Linked DNA regions of Homo sapiens: all the other regions are linked to region 2. A link is a contact called in ENCODE Hi-C or POLR2A ChIA-PET data. All regions are on one chromosome and are shown on one strand. Each heading gives the region's core, a stretch centred on a gene start or an enhancer-like site at or near the end of the contact. The rest is flanking DNA. Distances are from core to core; before and after follow the strand shown. Region 1 overlaps EPAS1 (endothelial PAS domain protein 1). Region 2 overlaps PRKCE (protein kinase C epsilon). Region 3 overlaps LOC124907762 (a long non-coding RNA gene).

Region 1 (3,763 bases), core at 787-3,286, 220 kb after region 2:
GGAGGCAGACACGTTCCCCGGGCATGCAGCAGGCCGTGGGACAGACACCACTGAAGGAGCAGAGTGAAATTAGGGCTGCTCTATTGGTATCCCCCAGTCACAAAGAAGTAGACACTTTTCCAAATGTTCGATTTAGGCCTTTAAGTTATGGTACCAACCCTTCTTTCAGGCATGGCAAGCCGGCTGCTCGGGCCCTCATTTGAGTCCTACCTGCTGCCCGAACTGACCAGATATGACTGTGAGGTGAACGTGCCCGTGCTGGGAAGCTCCACGCTCCTGCAAGGAGGGGACCTCCTCAGAGCCCTGGACCAGGCCACCTGAGCCAGGCCTTCTACCTGGGCAGCACCTCTGCCGACGCCGTCCCACCAGCTTCACTCTCTCCGTCTGTTTTTGCAACTAGGTATTTCTAACGCCAGCACACTATTTACAAGATGGACTTACCTGGCAGACTTGCCCAGGTCACCAAGCAGTGGCCTTTTTCTGAGATGCTCACTTTATTATCCCTATTTTTAAAGTACACAATTGTTTTACCTGTTCTGAAATGTTCTTAAATTTTGTAGGATTTTTTTCCTCCCCACCTTCAATGACTTCTAATTTATATTATCCATAGGTTTCTCTCCCTCCTTCTCCTTCTCACACACAACTGTCCATACTAACAAGTTTGGTGCATGTCTGTTCTTCTGTAGGGAGAAGCTTTAGCTTCATTTTACTAAAAAGATTCCTCGTTATTGTTGTTGCCAAAGAGAAACAAAAATGATTTTGCTTTCCAAGCTTGGTTTGTGGCGTCTCCCTCGCAGAGCCCTTCTCGTTTCTTTTTTAAACTAATCACCATATTGTAAATTTCAGGGTTTTTTTTTTTTTGTTTAAGCTGACTCTTTGCTCTAATTTTGGAAAAAAAGAAATGTGAAGGGTCAACTCCAACGTATGTGGTTATCTGTGAAAGTTGCACAGCGTGGCTTTTCCTAAACTGGTGTTTTTCCCCCGCATTTGGTGGATTTTTTATTATTATTCAAAAACATAACTGAGTTTTTTAAAAGAGGAGAAAATTTATATCTGGGTTAAGTGTTTATCATATATATGGGTACTTTGTAATATCTAAAAACTTAGAAACGGAAATGGAATCCTGCTCACAAAATCACTTTAAGATCTTTTCGAAGCTGTTAATTTTTCTTAGTGTTGTGGACACTGCAGACTTGTCCAGTGCTCCCACGGCCTGTACGGACACTGTGGAAGGCCTCCCTCTGTCGGCTTTTTGCCATCTGTGATATGCCATAGGTGTGACAATCCGAGCAGTGGAGTCATTCAGCGGGAGCACTGCGCGCTATCCCCTCACATTCTCTATGTACTATGTATGTATGTATTATTATTATTGCTGCCAAGAGGGTCTGATGGCACGTTGTGGGGTCGGGGGGTGGGGCGGGGAAGTGCTCTAACTTTTCTTAAGGTTTTGTTGCTAGCCCTTCAAGTGCACTGAGCTATGTGACTCGGATGGTCTTTCACACGGCACATTTGGACATTTCCAGAACTACCATGAGATGGTTTAGACGGGAATTCATGCAAATGAGGGGTCAAAAATGGTATAGTGACCCCGTCCACGTCCTCCAAGCTCACGACCTTGGAGCCCCGTGGAGCTGGACTGAGGAGGAGGCTGCACAGCGGGAGAGCAGCTGGTCCAGACCAGCCCTGCAGCCCCCACTCAGCCGGCAGCCAGATGGCCCCGCAAGGCCTCCAGGGATGGCCCCTAGCCACAGGCCCTGGCTGAGGTCTCTGGGTCGGTCAGTGACATGTAGGTAGGAAGCACTGAAAATAGTGTTCCCAGAGCACTTTGCAACTCCCTGGGTAAGAGGGACGACACCTCTGGTTTTTCAATACCAATTACATGGAACTTTTCTGTAATGGGTACAATGAAGAAGTTTCTAAAAACACACACAAAGCACATTGGGCCAACTATTTAGTAAGCCCGGATAGACTTATTGCCAAAAACAAAAAATAGCTTTCAAAAGAAATTTAAGTTCTATGAGAAATTCCTTAGTCATGGTGTTGCGTAAATCATATTTTAGCTGCACGGCATTACCCCACACAGGGTGGCAGAACTTGAAGGGTTACTGACGTGTAAATGCTGGTATTTGATTTCCTGTGTGTGTTGCCCTGGCATTAAGGGCATTTTACCCTTGCAGTTTTACTAAAACACTGAAAAATATTCCAAGCTTCATATTAACCCTACCTGTCAACGTAACGATTTCATGAACGTTATTATATTGTCGAATTCCTACTGACAACATTATAACTGTATGGGAGCTTAACTTTATAAGGAAATGTATTTTGACACTGGTATCTTATTAAAGTATTCTGATCCTACCACTGCTGGTGGCTCTTATTTCCTGTGGATTTATCATGGGCTATGCCAATGTAAAGTGAAGTATTAAGTCGTTCATATAAATTGAACATTAGCACAGACCTTTATGAGACTACTGAAGTGAGCTGATAAGACTGGTGAAGGAAAGACTGTGTTAAATACTTGGTAGTTGCCTAAGTCTGAAAATTCATATTGTATCTTCCATATTTCTGCAAGTATTTTTCTATCTATCTATCTATGTGCCTCGGGGCCATTTTTTGTATCCTATGGGGAACCCAAGGAAAGAAGTCATGGTCTCTGCTTTCAGAAAATTACATGAAGTCGTTTGAGAGCCACACTGTTCTGTATATTCACATAGTGCACTTTGGGATGGAGGTCCCGAAGGGAAAGGGGCAGCCTGGGCATTAGGACTTCAATTTGGAGGCGGCTGGGCTGGAGTAGGGTCTTCCCAGGTAGACTGTGATTGGGAAGAGCAGAGATCCCCTCGGCCAGAGACAGAGCACAGTGAAAGCCCAGAACTGGACATGAGCATGATATGTTCCCCAATTCAAATTTCACTTTTCCAGATCATGACCTGCTTGTGAGCAGACCTTTGTCTCCATGGAGAGATGGGGGCAAGGGGAGAGACCGTGCAGCAGCCTGCGCTCTCACTGTCTACCCTAGAACCAGCCATTCCAGCAGCATGTACTTTGCCTAAGCATTTGGTCCATATAGTATGGTCTCACATGTTTGTTAGCTTGTTAGCTCACTGGATCCTAGGTCTAAGCAATGCCATGGGCACCCATTCTACAGCTGAAACTGAGGATCTTATGACTTAAGCAAGTCACAGCTTGTTGATGGGAGAAATGAAACTGAAACCCCTTCCTGGCCAGTGCGTCTCTCCTCTTACACCTTAGACTGATGGCTGGGAGGCTGATTTTATGACAGGACCCTGTTCTCATTTCTAAATAGAAAATTCATGTCTTTATTACTTTAGCCTTTAGACCTCCTTCTGGTTCTTTTGCTTACTCTTCTCTTCCAAATCTTGGGGCCTGGACCTTCAGATTGGAGTTTCTGGGCTCTGCCAGGTTCCTACCCACCTTTGCCTGCCATCTTGGACTTCCTGAAAACATCACCTGTTCTTTTCTGAAGCTTTTCTGTGACTGACACATCTCAGCCCATCCTTCAGGAGCAGAGTTGCCTCTAAGCACTGGCTAATTCAGGATCCAGGCCTGGAAAGGTGCTATCCATCCCAGCCCCCTAACAACTGCAGGGTCCCATGGGGTCCACAGTGCTGTCCTTGGGCCATGATTATACCCTCCTGCTCCTGGGGGTGCTGGGCAGCTCAAAGCTCCTCTTGCTTCCAAGTCCAGCGAGCAAGCCAGAGCAAGCCAGGAACACAACGAAGCCATTGTTCCTGATGGGTCA
Region 2 (3,488 bases), core at 857-3,356:
AGGATTAAAGCCCATGGCAGTGATGCACATACTGCATTTCTCATCTCAGAAAGCCTCAAAAGACTAGTGGGAAAACTCACTTGAGGTTTTCATACGCCATCGCGCCCCTGTAACCAACTCAGGGTTGACCCCGGGGATGTGGGTGCCTGCCTAGCTCAGGTACCAGCAGTGAGGACAACTCTGTGCTGCATAAGCAGAGTCAGCCTTACCACAGGCAAAACAGATGGCCACCCACAGAGGCCACTGGAGAGCCATGGGGAAGTGGAGGGGCACCCCACAGAGGGCACTGAGAGACACAGGGAAGCTGAGGTGCATCCCCATAGAGGCCACTGAGAGCCATGGGGAAGCTGAGGTGCACCCCACAGAGGCCACTGAGAGCCACGGGGAAGTTGAGCTTCATCCCCACAGAGGCCACTGAGAGACACGGGGAAGCTGAGGCACTCCCCACAGAGGCCACTAAGAGACACAGGGAAGCTGAGGCACACCCCACAGAGGCCACTGAGAGACACGGGGAAGCTGAGCTTCATCCCCACAGAGGCCACTGAGAGACACGGGGAAGCTGAGGCACTCCCCACAGAGGCCACTAAGAGACACAGGGAAGCTGAGGCACACCCCACAGAGGCCACTGAGAGACACGGGGAAGCTGAGCTTCATCCCCACAGAGGCCACTGAGAGACACAGGGAAGCTGAGGCACACCCCACAGAGGCCACTGAGAGACACGGGGAAGCTGAGGCACACCCCAAAGAGGCCACTGAGAGACATGGGGAAGCTGAGGCGTACCCCACAGAGGCCACGGGAAAGGTGAGGTGCACACCACAGAGGCCACTGAGAGACATGGGGAAGCTGAGGCACACCCCACGGAGGCCACTGAGAGACACAGGGAAGCTGAGGTGCACCCCACAGAGGCCACGGGAAAGGTGAGGTGCACCCCACAGAGGCCACTGAGAGACACAGGGAAGCTGAGGCGCACCCCACAGAGGCCACTGAGAGACACGGGGAAGCTGAGGTGCACCCCACAGAGGTTGTGGTGAGGTGGCTTCTATTCAGGGGGCAGATTGCCATCACAAGACAGGATTTCCTTGGGCTTAAGGTATCAAATAACTTGAGGACATGTGAGATGCCTTCCTAGCAGAGCTGGGAAAGAAAGGGCTTTGACAGAGGGAAGAGGGAAAACTGGTTTAGATCCCGACATTGGGAAAAAACCTCCAAGTTACTGGATCACAAGCAGCCAGGGACAATGTGCAGTTGTTGGTCCTGGGTCTTTGACAGACTCCAGGTCAAAGGCAAGACACCGTGAGAAGGGAAAGGATCAAGTCTGTGAGCAAACACCATCAGCCTTGCAATTTGATGGTGGCCTCAAGGAGACATTGGGCGTGTGTTTAAACAAGCAAGGAAGGCAGCTGTACAAGTGCCCTAATCTGGTAAAACTGAATACCTCCAAGGTGACTCAGTCAAGTGCCTGAAGCCCCTGAGGGAGCTCCAGGTTTCCTCTGTCGTGTGTTACCTCCACTTGCTTCCAAGCCATGCCCTTTTGGCATCATACTAGAATGACACCAGTCTCCAGAAACCTGAATTACCCCACTCCTCAGCTGGCCATACTGAATCTGGGTGACCCGGGGCGGGGGGTGCCCTGCCTGTCTGATACAAGGAGGACCTGGTTTTGTCAGGTGGTTGGTGCTGGAGGTGAGGCTGGGAGAGGTCATGTCACTTACAAGAGCCAGGATGCAGTGGCATATTTTTGCAGAGCTCCTGACCCTCTCCACTCTCACTACAAGGACAGAGCCCCTTCGTGGAAGAACCTGCCAGGCACAACAAGGCTGTACTCTGCCCAGGCTGGCTCGCTAGAGGCTGGGGACCCCTGGGTCACCACCACAGAGGCCGAGGATGCAACAGCACAACAGCTTTCAGGCCTGACTTCCATTCCTGCACAGGAAGCCTCGCCCCTCTGAAGCTATCACCAAGGAGATTGTCCAGATTCATAGCTGGAATTTGGCCTCTGGTCAGGTTCCATCACATACCTCAGTTGGCTTCTATTCCCCCCAGGCTTTTGCCTTCTTGAGATGTCTGCTAAGCTGAGATTTCTGCTCCCCCGGCTCCTAAGCCTCCCTTGTCTAACCCCTGCCCTGACTCACCAGCTGTCACTAGTCCAACTGGGTTTCCTGACTACAGGCCAACATCCCTTTGTACTAACCCCCACCCAGTGCAGTTTTCAGTGGCCTCTGCTTCAGCGTGGAGACTTTCCTGTCTTTCGTTCTCTCAGCTCTCTTACGTACTCTCCCTCCTCCACTTTCCCTTTTGTATTCCTCTTGTTCACCCTCTGTCCACCCACATAATGAACTGAGTTTGTGCAAGTGATGTGCCATCAACACCAAACCAAAGACTTTGCACCATCATGTACTCAAGTCAATTTTCCGGGGGTGGCTTGCTTCAGAGCAAGGACACACAGTGGGGGGCTGTTTGGTGGCAAATACTCCAGCACTGAGGGGTTGGGGAGACAGGAAAGCCAGCAAGGCTGGAGCCAAAGCCTTCGATGCTGGAGAAAATCTCCAACCCTAGAATTCACTGGTCTATCCCATTGGGGATTTCATCCCAAGATGATGGCCTTGTCTAATTGCCAATAACAGTAGCACATTTCGCTTTTGTGTTACTGATGGGCTTGCCTTCTCTGGGGACTGGAGGGGCAGAGCGATGTGTTTGGTGTGGTTGAAGGGCATCATCTGACCTTGCAGATCTTGGGGATGTTCTGCTCACTCCTGGCTTCTCCGCTGTGTACCCATTCCTTCCCCTCAAAAGCGTTCAGCTCTGAGACTCTGGCTCCCAGGGCTTCAGCACTGGAATGGGGGGAAGCCAGCGTAGGAGGGAGAGATTTGCCTCCCCAGAAACCTAGTTGTCCTCAGTGAAAGCCAGAGGCAATGAGGGAAATGCTGGCCAAGTAAACTTCTCTTTGTGTACATGTTCTCTTTTTTCAAGTTTGCTTCAGTGTGAATGTCCCTCTTTAAGGTAAGGCCTCCAGAGTGGGGAGTCTCTCCAGGTAGGTGAGCCCTCAGGCCCGGTGACATAGAGGCCCCTCTCAACCTCATGATCCGTTTCCATCCAGCCATCCGCGCTGCATGGCGGGACCCCCGAGGGAGGCCTCTCCTGCATGCTCCTGCATGACTGGGCTGTGCTGAGAGAAAACCTGGGAAGTGGGCTCGAGACCCGCACACTTCACCAACTTAGCGACCTGAGGAGGAGCCCTGTTGAACAGGCAGCCCCTTCCCCTGAAGCCAGCCCACCTGCCTAGGGACCACCTGATAACATGGGTTGTGATGATGGAGGCCAGTCATGACACCATCCTCATCCTCTGTTCTGGCAGAGCTGGGGCAGGAGCAAGGCTGAGTTCTGCAGCCCCTCACGAGGACATCCCCCTGGACTGTGTCCACCACATCCAAGCGGCTTACCATCCAAGAGGCTACAAGAGCCCTCCAAGAGCCAGGACTCTGATCCA
Region 3 (3,343 bases), core at 706-3,205, 240 kb after region 2:
AAGTCCTACAGATGACATTTCATTCACCAGCTCTTTTGGTGTAACAAACGTCTATTGGGCACCTACCAGGTGCCAAGCACTGTGGGCCATGGGGATGTGAGAATGAACAGAACACGGTCCTTGCCCTCCAGAGGTTCGCCGGAAAAAGCACTGTGACTAACACATGTTGTGGCAAAGCAACAGTAGTCACCAGCACCAAAGGGGAGGCACCAAACAGTGCCTGGGGAGGCCAGGTGGGCATCAGTGGGAGGGCAGTGCCTACGAGGGGCTTGAGACATAGCGTAGCAGTCAGGCGCAGGTTCTAGCACTGGCTGCATGGGTTTGCACCCAGGCTCTGCCAGTTACTAATTCTATGAGCTTGGTCAACTTACCAACCTCTCTGTGCCTCAGTTTCCTCATTTATAAATGGTACCCACTTCAAGAGGTTGTTGAAAAGATTATATGAATACATGTAAATCACAGTTAGTACAGTGTCTGGCTACTGGGTCTGTAAATGTATTTAAGATTGTCTTTCATGCAATTTACCTAACAAATGTGCACATGTACCCTACACCTAAAAGTCAAAAGAATTTAAATTTAAATTTAAAAAAGATTATTGTCTTGATGGCAAAGCAGGCATCTAGCAGGTAAAGAAGGATACAGGAAAGGTGTAAAGCAGAAAGCAGGAACAGCACGAACAAAGGCAAGGAGACGGAAGCGTGGGCCGTGGTTTGGCATGGCTGCTACAGGGGAGTGTGTGGTGAGAATTAAGCCAGAAGGGTGAGCAAAGCCCAGGTCTCGCCAGGCTGCGCACACCTTGGAGGTTGTGGACTTGATTCTGGAGTTGATAGCGAGCTCCTCCGCCTTTTTGTAATGATCGGATTGGGCCGTTGTATTAGGATTGTATCAGATTTGGGGACTGCATCATGCAGCTGGCTCAGGAGCTAGGAACTCACTACTACAGAAAAGAGAGAAAGAGGCCCTAAACTAACACAGGGCCGCAGGAATGCAGAGGCAGCAAGGACTGCGGCCTAGAGATGACTAGATATGGGCACGGGCAGGACACAGGGTGGCCTGGGTGAACCACTGAGCCACAAACCAGGACCGGGGAGACTGCAGCATGAGCAGGTTTGGGGCTGGAGAAGAGAGACAATAAAATAATAGGTGCTAGGCCAAGATCTAGGAACTTTATATGAATTATTTCATTTAAATCCCACATGGGGGGACCTTTGAGAAGGGCACAGCTATTATCCATATCTATAGATGAGAAAACTGAAGCGTAGTGTGATTGAAAACCCTGTAAGAATCAGAGCTGTGATGTGGTTTTCAGAGCCTGCATCCTCATTTCTGGGCCCCACGCTGACTTGGAGACACCTGAGGGCAGAGGCTGGGCATCTGGGGCTGGGCAGAGGCTGGGCATCTGGGGCTAGGCAGAGAGGCCTGGGCTGGAAGCTCTCTGTCGAGCCACAGGAGAGATAAGACTGAGATTGGCAGGGAGTGTGAGAGAGTGAGGAAGAAGGCAAGGCCGGACCACGAAGAAAGGGGCTGTCACAGAGGGTGATGGGTAGGCAGAAGTCCAGCCAGCCAGGAACCCATCCCAACCCCGGGATCCAGCAGGAGCCTTCCTCAGCCCTCTCCCCAGCCCACAGGGAAGGAGTCCAGCCCTAAAACTTGGCCTTTTGCCTACCTGCCCTGCCCACAGAGCACACACAGGCGGCCTGGCCCTCCTCCCGCGCCTAGAGCTGGTTGCACAACCACCTGAGCTGGTGAGGCAAGGATAGCGTTCCCTTCCTCCCCAAGAGGAGTCCAGAGGCAAGGGTTAAAAGGATTAGGCTCAGCTTTGGGAAACAAAACCAACTCTAAGTGGAAAAACACCAGCCCTCGCTGGGCTATTGTGAGGCGCAGTCATGGTTCCCAGTCCATATGTGGACAGGGCCTAGGATCTGTTGACAAAAGTGACTCAGGCGTTTACCTCAGGCCCAACGCCCGCTGGCCCAGGTCCCGTCTGGGTGTGTCATTGGCTCAAGTGAGGTCCCATGAATACACACACACACACACACACACACACACACACACACACACACACTCTGGAGCCAACTCTCTGAGTTACCCAATCCCAGCCAATTCACCTGAAGCACCTGGCATTTCTTTCATCACCCAACAGGTCATTGTGCTGAGCTGTCAGTGCAGAGGAGGCTTAGCTGGCTCCATCATTCACATCACAAGCTTCATAAATTCCTGAGGAGAGTGCCAAAGGCCGAGATTGCTGCAGCACTTTCACTGGGGGAAGAGGAGAGGCTAAGCAGGCAGGTGGTCAGGGAGAGCCAACAGAGGGAGAAATTCCAGCCTCCGCTTACTCCCCCTCTGTCACTTGGTTCCACCACATGTAGCGGCAGTGTCTGGCCCCAGTGTGCTGAGAGAAAAAAGAGAAAACACACACAGAGAAGTGGGGATCACAGAACATGGAATGTGTGTCCTCAAGGGCCCTTCCAGACCTTTAATTAGTGTGGCTCTCTCATTTACAGATGAAGAAACCATTTGTCAGACATTCAGCGGGTGAAGGACAAACAAGAGACAGAATCCAGGGCCTTCAACGTCCTCTCAGTGCTCTTGCCCCTACATCACACAGACTCCAGACAAGCAGGACTGGAAGAGGCTAAGATGACCACGAGCCTGACCCCACACCTGCTACTGGAGAGACCCACAGCCTCCTCATCTGGGCTCTTCTGGCCACATGGCACAGCCTGGTGGGGTAGGTTTTACTCATTGTGGCATCTCTGGTACCTGGGGCACAGTAGGTTCTCAGAAAATGTTGCATGAGTTAATCTAATGGAATACCAGTTTATCCCATATGGAAGTATGCTAGCCGCTTTTTTGGAAGCCACGAGAAATTTAAAGCAGACTTTAAAAAAAAAAATCATGTATCACTTCGCTTCAGCCTGACAAGATTTTTTCTGGCTGGACAAGAATTCTTGACAAACCTGCATTTAGGCAGGTAAGTTCCCCTTGTGGCATACCTGAATTGCTCTCTCTCTCTCCCGCAAGCAGGTGCCCAGGAAGCAGGAGATGGAGGTAGGTGAGACAAGGCTTTCCCAGCTAGCCGTGGTGGTGGGAACACCATGATCAGCTTCCCCACGACATACCCAGCAAACAGGAATCTTAATGAAACTACCAGAGCTGCCCGAGGCACATGCCCTGCTCCTCTCATCTTTGGCACAGCTGAGCATGTGTTGGCCAATAGCCTATGCTGTACCCAGAACGGGTGCCCAGGATCAAGTGGAACCTTCCTGGTCAGCTGGGAAGACAAATGCTGAGAACGTTTCTTTACCAAACATTCCTGAGTACCTCTTCAGGGCCAGCCCTG

The links. A loop is a pair of places that touch in the nucleus more often than their neighbours do. ChIA-PET counts read pairs that join two places held with the same protein, here RNA polymerase II (POLR2A). Pooled maps may share reads with other maps.
Region 1: a loop to region 2 is called in a map of endothelial cell of hepatic sinusoid, with 4 times the contacts of the local background. The contact joins two enhancer-like sites. A Hi-C loop is called at or near these places in 1 of 168 maps with a recorded cell type or tissue (endothelial cell of hepatic sinusoid). POLR2A ChIA-PET finds 5 or more read pairs at or near these places in 1 of 52 experiments (HepG2).
Region 3: a map of PC-9 shows a loop between it and region 2 (13-fold over the local background). The contact joins two enhancer-like sites. A Hi-C loop is called at or near these places in 1 of 168 maps with a recorded cell type or tissue (PC-9) and 1 of 50 pooled maps. POLR2A ChIA-PET finds 5 or more read pairs at or near these places in 2 of 52 experiments (HepG2 and PC-9).

What each region holds. Positions count from the first base shown.
Region 1 is chr2:46,384,340-46,388,102 of GRCh38, forward strand. EPAS1 (endothelial PAS domain protein 1) reads left to right here. Exons shown (of 16, transcript NM_001430.5): 16 at 170-2,358. The coding sequence ends at 321. Among named protein-coding and RNA genes, the nearest start is that of LINC01820, 7.9 kb to the right of the region's middle. RefSeq lists an enhancer at 109-608. Within about 2 kb of position 2,037, at least 7 of the 41 ENCODE cell types and tissues checked have a DNase peak (open chromatin) inside an H3K27ac peak, as active enhancers do.
Region 2 is chr2:46,162,970-46,166,457 of GRCh38, forward strand. The region is part of intron 14 of PRKCE (protein kinase C epsilon); the gene reads left to right. Among named protein-coding and RNA genes, the nearest start is that of EPAS1, 130 kb to the right of the region's middle. Within about 2 kb of position 2,107, at least 17 of the 41 ENCODE cell types and tissues checked have a DNase peak (open chromatin) inside an H3K27ac peak, as active enhancers do; they include PC-9, where a contact is called at or near this core.
Region 3 is chr2:46,407,301-46,410,643 of GRCh38, forward strand. LOC124907762 (a long non-coding RNA gene) reads right to left here. Exons shown (of 2, transcript XR_007086306.1): 1 at 2,109-3,343. Among named protein-coding and RNA genes, the nearest start is that of LINC01820, 15 kb to the left of the region's middle. RefSeq lists an enhancer at 1,566-2,140. Within about 2 kb of position 1,956, at least 21 of the 41 ENCODE cell types and tissues checked have a DNase peak (open chromatin) inside an H3K27ac peak, as active enhancers do; they include PC-9, where a contact is called at or near this core.